Linked DNA regions of Homo sapiens: region 1 is linked to region 2. Evidence: chromatin contacts called from ENCODE Hi-C or POLR2A ChIA-PET data. All regions are on one chromosome and are shown on one strand. Each heading gives the region's core, a stretch centred on a gene start or an enhancer-like site at or near the end of the contact. The rest is flanking DNA. Distances are from core to core; before and after follow the strand shown.

The links. Hi-C counts contacts between places; a loop is a spot of excess contacts on that map. ChIA-PET counts read pairs that join two places held with the same protein, here RNA polymerase II (POLR2A). Pooled maps may share reads with other maps.
Region 1: a loop to region 2 is called in a pooled map, with 5 times the contacts of the local background. The contact joins two enhancer-like sites. A Hi-C loop is called at or near these places in 1 of 168 maps with a recorded cell type or tissue (GM13976), 11 of 37 single-sample maps with no recorded cell type and 3 of 50 pooled maps. POLR2A ChIA-PET finds 5 or more read pairs at or near these places in 2 of 52 experiments (BJ and OCI-LY7).

Annotation. Positions count from the first base shown.
Region 1 is chr7:102,120,439-102,124,639 of GRCh38, forward strand. The region is part of intron 8 of CUX1 (cut like homeobox 1); the gene reads left to right. Among named protein-coding and RNA genes, the nearest start is that of SH2B2, 160 kb to the right of the region's middle. RefSeq lists a silencer at 3,076-3,302. Within about 2 kb of position 1,318, at least 9 of the 41 ENCODE cell types and tissues checked have a DNase peak (open chromatin) inside an H3K27ac peak, as active enhancers do; they include OCI-LY7, where a contact is called at or near this core.
Region 2 is chr7:101,979,111-101,983,878 of GRCh38, forward strand. The region is part of intron 2 of CUX1 (cut like homeobox 1); the gene reads left to right. Among named protein-coding and RNA genes, the nearest start is that of CUX1, 160 kb to the left of the region's middle. RefSeq lists enhancers at 1-124, 2,652-2,771, 2,802-2,911. Within about 2 kb of position 2,906, at least 7 of the 41 ENCODE cell types and tissues checked have a DNase peak (open chromatin) inside an H3K27ac peak, as active enhancers do; they include OCI-LY7, where a contact is called at or near this core.

The DNA.
Region 1 (4,201 bases), core at 68-2,567, 140 kb after region 2:
CCCAAACCTTTCCTGCCAGTAAAATTCGTATTTCTTAAGGTTACTCATGTTGTATTCCTAGCCTATATGCTTTTTTCAAAGAACGACATTGTGTATACACATACTTACATAGTACGGTTACAAAAGAGACATTTACGAGGAACTTCACTTAGGTTAATTTTAGAGTATTTTCTTTATAACATGTATATAACCAGTACTTTATCACAAAATACAACGTGCTCTGAAACAGCAGAAAACTTTCCCGTAGCTAACTCAGCACTGGGGAGCCTCTACGCTTCTTTGGAGGGATAGAGAACTCCAGATCCCAAAGGAGGACATAAGACAGAATTTGAAAAGGGGAGGAGGCTGGGCATGGTGGCTCACGCCTATCATCCCAGCACTCTGGGAGACTGAGGTGGGAGGATCACTTGAGCCCAAGAGTTTGAGACCAGCCTGGGCAACATAGTGAGACCCCACCTCTACCAAAAAATACAAAAATTATCTGGGCATGGTGTTGTGCCTTTAGTTCCATTTACTTGGGAGGCTGAGTTGGAAGGTTCGCTTGAGCCTGGAAGTTCCAGCCTGTAGTAAGCTATGATTGCATCACTGTACTCCAGCCTGAGTGACAAAACGAGAGCCCATCTCTAAAAATAATAATAATAATTTTTAAAAGGAGGGGAGGAGGATACCAGCAGTTCAAGACACAAGTCTGCATGGCAAATGTGGGTGGGATGGATACTTTCTTTTTATTTTATTTTTTATTTTTTTGAGATAGGGTCTCTGTTAGTTATTCAGGCTGGAGTGCAGTGGTGCGATCATGGCTCACTGCAACCTCCACCTCCCGGGTTCAAGTGATTCTTCTGCCTCAGCTGCTGGAGGAGCTGGGATTACAGGCTTGTGCCACCATGCCTGGCTAATTTTTGCTTTTTGGTTTTTTTTTTTTTTGGAGACTGAGTCTCGCTCTATTGCCCAGGCTGGAGTGCAGTGGCACGATCTTGGCTCACGGCATCCTCCGCCTCCCGGGTTCAAGCGATTCTCCTGCCTCAGTCTCCCAAGTAACTGGAATTGCAGGCATCTGCCACCACACCCAGCTAATTTTTGTATTTTTAGTAGAGACGAGGTTTCACCATGTTGGCCAGGCTGGTCTCGAACTCCCAGACTCAAGTGATCTGCCCGCCTTGGCCTCCTGAAGTGCTGGGATGACAGGTGTGAGCAGCTGGGATGGATACTTTGTTTACATACTGTTCTGGACTATTTCACAATGATTTCCTGAGTGTTATCTTGTTTGCCCTTTCCTGAAGTCACTGGGGCAGCTTTTATTGTGCTCATTGCATGGATGAGGAAGCAGTCCCAGGAACACGCAGATTCAGGCCCTGGACCTGGTCCTTTAGGCTCAAATTCCAGTGCTTTTTGCTTGAGACCACGGCGGTCTTCAAAGCCCCTTTCTGGTGCCAGCTTTGTAATCAAGCAGCAAAGGTGAGGGCTAGTCAGGTGAAGGCAGGCGTTCCTGGGGGGTTCAGCCTTTCCCAGCCTCACAAGCCCCCGTTGTATTTACCATAGCAGATTGATTTTTCCCTTTTTGAACAATAATTCCTCATGAAAGACTCACAGAACTGGGGCCAGGTAGAGCCCGGTTGAGTAAACCTGAGAATCACCCAGCTGTCTTGACCATCATATTTAGACAAATATTGCATCCCCTGATTGAATTTGAAAGGGACAACTTAAGCATCCTGAAAACAGAGTCTGTCTGCTGTACCTTTAAGAATGTAAAATTTTCTATTTCCTGTCTTTTTGATGAGTCATCAGTTTCCAGTACGAGTTGCTGTAATTACCCTGGTTGGATTAATTTCCCTAAAAATAGAGAAGCAGCCACTTTTATGGTTTTCAGAGTATGGACTTGAATAAAGAACCTCCTGTCCTTTAAACCTTAGAGAGCACTAAATCAGACTTGCAGGGAAAAACCGATGGCCTTTTTTTTTTTTCTTCCTGTGTCTTATCTCCAAAAGGGGCTTGTGGATTTTGTAGAATTCTTGGGATTTTTCATCTCTGTACAAGTATTTTGCTCCACACCTAAAAATTGATGCCTGGGTGAGCCCTGAAGGATTTTCCTTGTCTTTTGTAGTAACACCAGCTGTCTTGGCCCCCTCTGAATAGTACAACCATGACCTGGTGTCTCCCCAGGTTGGGGGCTAGACAAAAACAAGGGGGTGGCTTCATAGTTCCAAGTCCAGGTAGAAATTCCTCTGAGCGCTGACGATTCTTTGCCAGTTCTGTGGCCCCCAGACATGGCTAGGAAATGTAATTGACATGTAATAGACATGTCTATTGCAAAGCATCAGTGAGAATTGCCAAACTTTACTCCTCTCCTTCATTGATGTTTAGGGAAGGGCTGCTTTACTGTGGTAGGTGTGGTGTCAGGTGCTGGAACGATAGAGTAAGGACAGGGTGGGAGGGGGCTTACAGACGTCACATGCACACACACAGGCTCACACACTCTGTACTCAAAAACACGTACACATAAATAGAGAGGCAGCCGGGCACGGTGGCTCATACCTGTAATCCCAGAACTCTGGGAGGCCGAGATGGGTGGATCACCTGAGGTCAGAAGTTCAAGACCAGACCAGCCAACATGGTGAAACCCCGTCTCTACTAAAAATACAAAAATTAGCTGGGTGTGGTGGCGCATGCCTGTAATCCCAGCTACACGGGAGGCTAAGGTAGGATAATTGCTTGAACTTAGGAGGCAGAGGTTGCAGTGAGCTGAGATCGCGCCACTACACTCCAGCCTGGGCAATAGAGTTAGACTCTGTCTCAAAAATAAAAAAAAAAGAGAGGCACTGTGCATGTGGCCATGTATATAAACATGTTTGTGAATATAAACATGCAATCAGTTTTTAAAAAATTTTTATCGGCCGGGCGCAGTGGCTCATGCCTGTAATCCCAGCACTTTGGGAGGCCGAGGCGGGCGAATCATGAGGTCAGGAGATTGAGACCATCCTGGCTAACACAGTGAAACCCCATCTCTACTAAAAATATAAAAAATGAGCCAGGCGTGGTGGCGGGTGCCTATAGTCCCAGCTACTCGGGAGGCTGAGGCAGGAGAATGGCGTGAACCCGGGAGGCAGAGCTTGCAGTGAGCCGAGATTGTGCCACTGCACTCCAGCCTGGGTGGCAGAGTGAGACTCCGTCTCAAAAAAAAAAAAAAAAAAATTATCATACAGTCTCTCAACCAGTCCTACTGCTTTTTTTTATTTATTGATTTTGAGACAGGGTCTCACTCTGTCACCCAGGCTAGAGTACAGTGATGCGATCTTGGCTCACTACAACTTCTACCTCCCGGTTTCAAACGATTTTCCCACCTCAGCCACCCAAGTAGCTGGTATCACAGGTGTGTACCACCACACCTGGCTAATTTTTGTATTTTTAGTAGAGATGGGGGTTTCACCATGTTACCTAGGCGGGTCTTGAACTCCTGAGCTCAAGTGATCCACTCATCTCGGCCTCCCAAAGTATGGGATTACAGGCATGAGCCACCGCGCCTGGCCAATAAAGCAATCATATTCATCCAGCATCCTTTGAGAGGGTAGAGAAAATCATTATTCACAGACTGTCACCTGGGTTTGGCGTGCATTCCTACAGATTTTACCTATTTAAGAGATCCTTAAAGTTTTTCTGATTCACTGTTAAGGTAAGCCTAGGGATCTTGCAGTGTATATGTGAAGGAAATGGGTAACGGACTGTTGAGTGAATACAGTGTATAGATTGTAGCACATATGGTGATCTGTGAAACGGGGGTGTCATGACACACCCCTTCCTGCATCCCAAAATTGTGGGGGTCAGGGTGGATAACGGGCATTTCTGCAGCCTGCACAGCAGTGCCGAATGCAGGCTGCAATCCAGCAATGTCACTGCTGGGTATTTATCCAAAGAAAGGAAATGGCTGTGTTGCAGGCATACCTGCACTCACACGTTTATCACAGCGCTGTTCACACAGCAGCCTAGGTGAGGAAGTGACCTATGTGCCCAGCTTCAGATGAATGGATGAAGAAAATGTGTAGATCCACAGTGGAATATGATGGAGCCTTACAAAAGGAAATCCTGCCATTTGCAACAACAACGTGGATTCATCTGGGGGATGTTACATTAAGTGAAATGAACCAGGCACAGAAAGACGAATACCACAAGATCTCACTCATGTAAAACGTTGATCACATAAAAGTTA
Region 2 (4,768 bases), core at 1,656-4,155:
TGGGCAAGCAGTGCAGATGTAGGCTCTCGGGAACATGTTGACCACTCAGAAAACCTTCCAGGAGGTGAGTACCAGGAGATGGAGGTGCTCTAGACTGTGATGCTGGGAAAGGATTGTGGGCTAGAAAAAGGGCTCCCTAGGGCCGGCATATGGGCCACTGGGTGGAAGAGGGGCTCTGAGACCCTCACCCTGGAGCAGGTCATCACCCACACCGAAGGAATGAAGCGTGAATTCGGTCACGCTTAAAATGTTGAATTGTTGGCAAAAGCCCAAGTTAATGAAATAGCATGGAAAATGGATGTGATGAGATTTTTGAATTGTAATTAGATTAACATTGTCACTAGTTATCAGTCTGATATATCTTATAAATCAAACGTTGGGTTGATTTATCTTTTATCACTTCTAGGGACTTACTCCTAACAGTAACTCACAAACCAGCCCCAAATCAGAGCTGGTAGGATGGGCTCCCAGCTATCTTTAGGAGGTTTGTTGGTTTGGGGAAGACAGCTCCCCCTTGGCAGGGCTCAGGTGTTTTCTTTCTTTTTTCTTTTTTTTTTGAGACGGAGTCTTGCTCTGTCATCCAGGCTGGAGTGTAGTAGCACAATGTCGGTTCACTGCAACCTCCACCTCCTGAGTTCAAGCAATTCTCATGCCTCAGCCTCCCGAGTAGCTGGCACTACAGGTGCCCACCACCATGCCCAGCTAATTTTTGTATTTTTAATAGAGATAGGGTTTTACCATGTTAACAGGCCAGGCTGGTCACGAACTCCTGACCTTAGGTGATCCACCCGCCTTGGCCTCCCAAAGTGCTGGGATTACAGGCGTGAGCCACCGTGTCCGGCTGGGTGTTTTATTTCTTCGTCTGTTATTCAGGAACTTTGTTTCCAGCGCTGTGAGTATGAGTACAGGCCCAGGGCTGGGTGACAGAGTGCGGAGAGCGGGGCCCTACCCTTGAGCTGTTTCTGGAAGGGCTCCCAGCCAGCACCGGGCTTAGGGAGCAGTGCCCTGCAGTGTCATTCTGGGCCAGGGAGGTTGTGATGAATATTATTCTCAACAGAGGGTCCCCAGGGCAGTGATGCCACTACTCAGGATCTTACAGAAGAAGAACCTTCAGGCTGGGTGTGGGGGCTCACACCTGGAATCCCAGCACTTTGGGAGGCCAAAGTGGGAGGATTGCTTGAGCCCAGGAGTTCGAGACCAGCCTGGGCAACATAGCAAGACCCTGTTTCTCCAAAAAAAATGTTTAAAAAGTAGCTGAGCATGGTGGCATGCACCTGTGGTCCCAGCTACTGGGGAAGCTGAGGTGGGAGGATTGCTCCACCCGAGAGGTCGAGGCTGCAGTCAGCTGTGATTGTGTCACTGCAGTCCAGCCTGGGCGACAGAGGGAGACCCTGTTTCCAATTAAAACAATAAAAATCTTCATTTTGAAGAATCTGACCAGTTCTCTACCTGGCACTTGAGTGAAAAATGACACAATCCAAAGTAGGTGGCAGATTGGTTCTCACTCAGGCAGACCCTGGAGACACCTCTCCCGCTTCTGACTCAGGGGAGAGTGCGGTGACATAAACCACCTTCTTCTGCTCTAGGCCAGCTTGTAACTGTTCAGCCAGCCAGCCGTCTCCTAACTCTGTGACCCCCGGCCCAAGAACAGGGCTCCTGAAGGCCCCGAGAACCAGCCCGCCGTCCGCACGGATGTACCTGGAAGCCACAGTGCCCCACACCCCGTGGGACTTTCTCCCGAACACAGCACCTGCGCTTCCTGACTCCTCTCTCTGAATCTGGCCTTTGAGTTCAATGTCCTGGGAACTTAACTCTAGGGATGCTCTTTCCCCCTTTAGCTACCGAGTCACATGCTGCGTCTTTGGAAATTTCAGGCAATATTTAGTTTGGTGCAAAAGTCATTGTGGTTTTTGCAATTAATTGCAAAAATAATAAATGGAAAAATGAATTTGTGGACATCAGGCTTGCCTAGGGAGATGACCTAGGGAGAGGCCTCTTTTGGCATAGCTCCTGAACAGGGAGAGGTCCTGACATGAATACCCCCCGTTTTGTGAATCCTGAGCCAGTACTGTGTCCCCGGCCCCCTCCTCCCCCAACCTATACACACGCCTCACTTTCCCTTGCAGGACGTTTTCTACCACAGTTCCTCTCTCCTGACATAGTATGTGTTTGTTTCTTACTTGTCTTGCCGCATGAGGATGTAAGTTGCCTGAATTCAAAAACATGTCTTCTTTTTTGTGAATGAAAGAGTGGCTGGCATGTAGCAGGTACTGAAATTATTTGTAGAGTGAATGATAAATCTCAGTTCAGGGCACTCAGTGTGGCCTGGGCTACGTGGAATAGCCAATTGGTGGCCACAGAGAGTGGCCAGCCATTCCCAGGCTGGCAATGTGAGTCTTAGCCACTCTCTTTTACAGATAATGTGCTTATTAAAATGATATCCCAGGCATTCCCCAGTGGTGTTTGAATCGTGAATGCAAATGTCAGAGGCTCTGAAGTTTAAAGTCTTTTTTTTTTTTTGAGACGGAGTCTCGCTCTGTCGCCCAGGCTGGAGTACAGCAGTGCGATCTCGGCTCTGCAACCTCCGCCTCCCTGGTTCAGGCGATTCTCCTGCCTCCGTCTCCTGAGTAGCTGGGATTACAGGCAAGCACCACCACGCCCAGCTAATGTTTGTATTTTTAGAAGAAACGGGGTTTCACCATGTTGGCCAGGCTGGTTTTGAACTCTTGACCTCAAGTGATCTGCCGCCTTGGCCTCCCAAAGTGCTGGGATTACAGGCGTGAGCCACCGCACCTGGCCAGGTTTCAAGTCTTGACTCTAATAAAACCAGGGAGGTTTCGCTCAGCCACATAAGTGGGAGGGAAAATTAACTGTTGCTTTCTGTATTCACCAAGATGGCCTAAAATAAGCAAGCAGAAAAGGGAAGAAAGAAAACCAAACCCATGAGGTTGTCCAAGTCGATCTTGGCAGGTATTTTCTTGCCTGTTGATTGCTAGAGTTTCCCTCTACCTGCATTGCAGGCTGAAATGTATGACTCAGCCCTGACCAATAACATAGCAGTAAAAAGTAGTTTCCCCTGAGAGCTTTCTCTTCCTCCATAGCTGTGACTGCTGACATCTTCCACTGTAAGTGAGAAAAGTTGAGTGTGCCCTGCTGCCTCGTTTTTCTCACCAAGGTGTTATGAGCTGGTAGGGAAGGCCAGGAGCTAGGGCAGCAGCTTTAGAATTAGTGCAAGAGACAGGAGGACAAGTCACTGGGTCTCCTGAATTTCCTCACCTGCAAAACAGGGACAGTTTTTAAATTTCTTTTTTTTTTCTTTTTTTCTTTTTTGTTTGAGATGGAGTCTTGCTCTGTCGCCCAGGCTGGAGTACTGTGTTGTGATCTTGGCTTACTGCAACCTCTGCCTCCCAGGCTTAGGTGATTCTCATGCCTCAGCCTCCTGAGTAGCTGGGATTACAGATGCGGGCCACCATGCCCGGCTAATTTTTGTATTTTTAGCAGAGATGAGGTTTCACCATGTTGGTTAGGCTGGTCTTGAACTCCTGGCCTGAAACGATCTGCCTGCCTCGGCCTCTCAAAGTGCTGGGATTACAGGTGTGAGCCAACAGGGACTTTTTTTTTTTTATTATACTTTAAGTTCTAGGATACATGTGCACAACGTGCAGGTTTGTTACATATGTATATATGTACCATGTTGGTGTGCTGCACCCATTAACTCGTCATTTACATTAGGTATATCTCCTAATGCTATCCCTCCCCCCTCCCCCCACCCCATGACAAGCCCCGGTGTGTGATGTTCTCCTTCCCCAACAGGGACAGTTTTAATCAATCCCCTTTCTGGGTGGTGTCAGGACACCCACAGAGGTGTGGGTCTAAGCGCTTTGTGAGTGTCCACGTCCTGTGCCTAAGGAAAGCACTAGTCATTCATTCATTCACCCAACAGTTCCTGACGGCCCACCTCAACAGGAAGGAATATTATACAGCCACTAAAATGTAAAATCACCAGTGCTGTTCAGAAGGACGGAGATGTTTATGTCATTGGCTGTGTGACCAAAAGAAAAAGTTCTGCTGGGGATGTGGGATGGGCATATACGTGTTTTGAATATAAGATCTTTCTTTAATGCTGTTATATTTGGTCTCCATAAAATAATTATTCTTTGGGTGACAACCTCTTAGAAAAAGAAAGACAAAAGCAGCTATTTGCATAAACCTCAGCCCAGGTGTGGTCTCCAGCCCCAGGAAACTTCTCTAACACCCCTCCCATCCTCCCACCAGTGGTTCCTCCCTCGGTGGCATGAGGTGGTTCAGTTTTTTTCCTCTGTGCCCACCCTGGGGTGCCCTGGGCCCATGGCCACTGACTGCAGTGAACAATTATGTGTGAGTCTGTTAGTTCATTTGCATTGCTATAAAGAAATACCCGAGGCTGAGTAATTTATGAAGAAAAGAGGTTTACTTGGCCCATGGTTCTGCAGGTTGTACAAGAAGCATGACGCCAGCATCTGCTGCTGGTGAGGCCTCAGGAAGCTTCCAGTCATGATGGAAGGCAAAGAGGACTTGACATATCACATGGGGAGAGAGAGAGTGAGAAGGGGGAGGTCCCAGACTCTTTTAAACAACCAGATCTCACAAGAACTCAGAGCAAGAATTCACTCATTACCAGGAGGTGGGCACCAAGCCATTCATGAGCAATCTGCCCTCATGGCCCAAACACCTCCCACCAGGCCCCACCTCCAACACTGGGGATCACATTTCAACATGAAATTTGGAG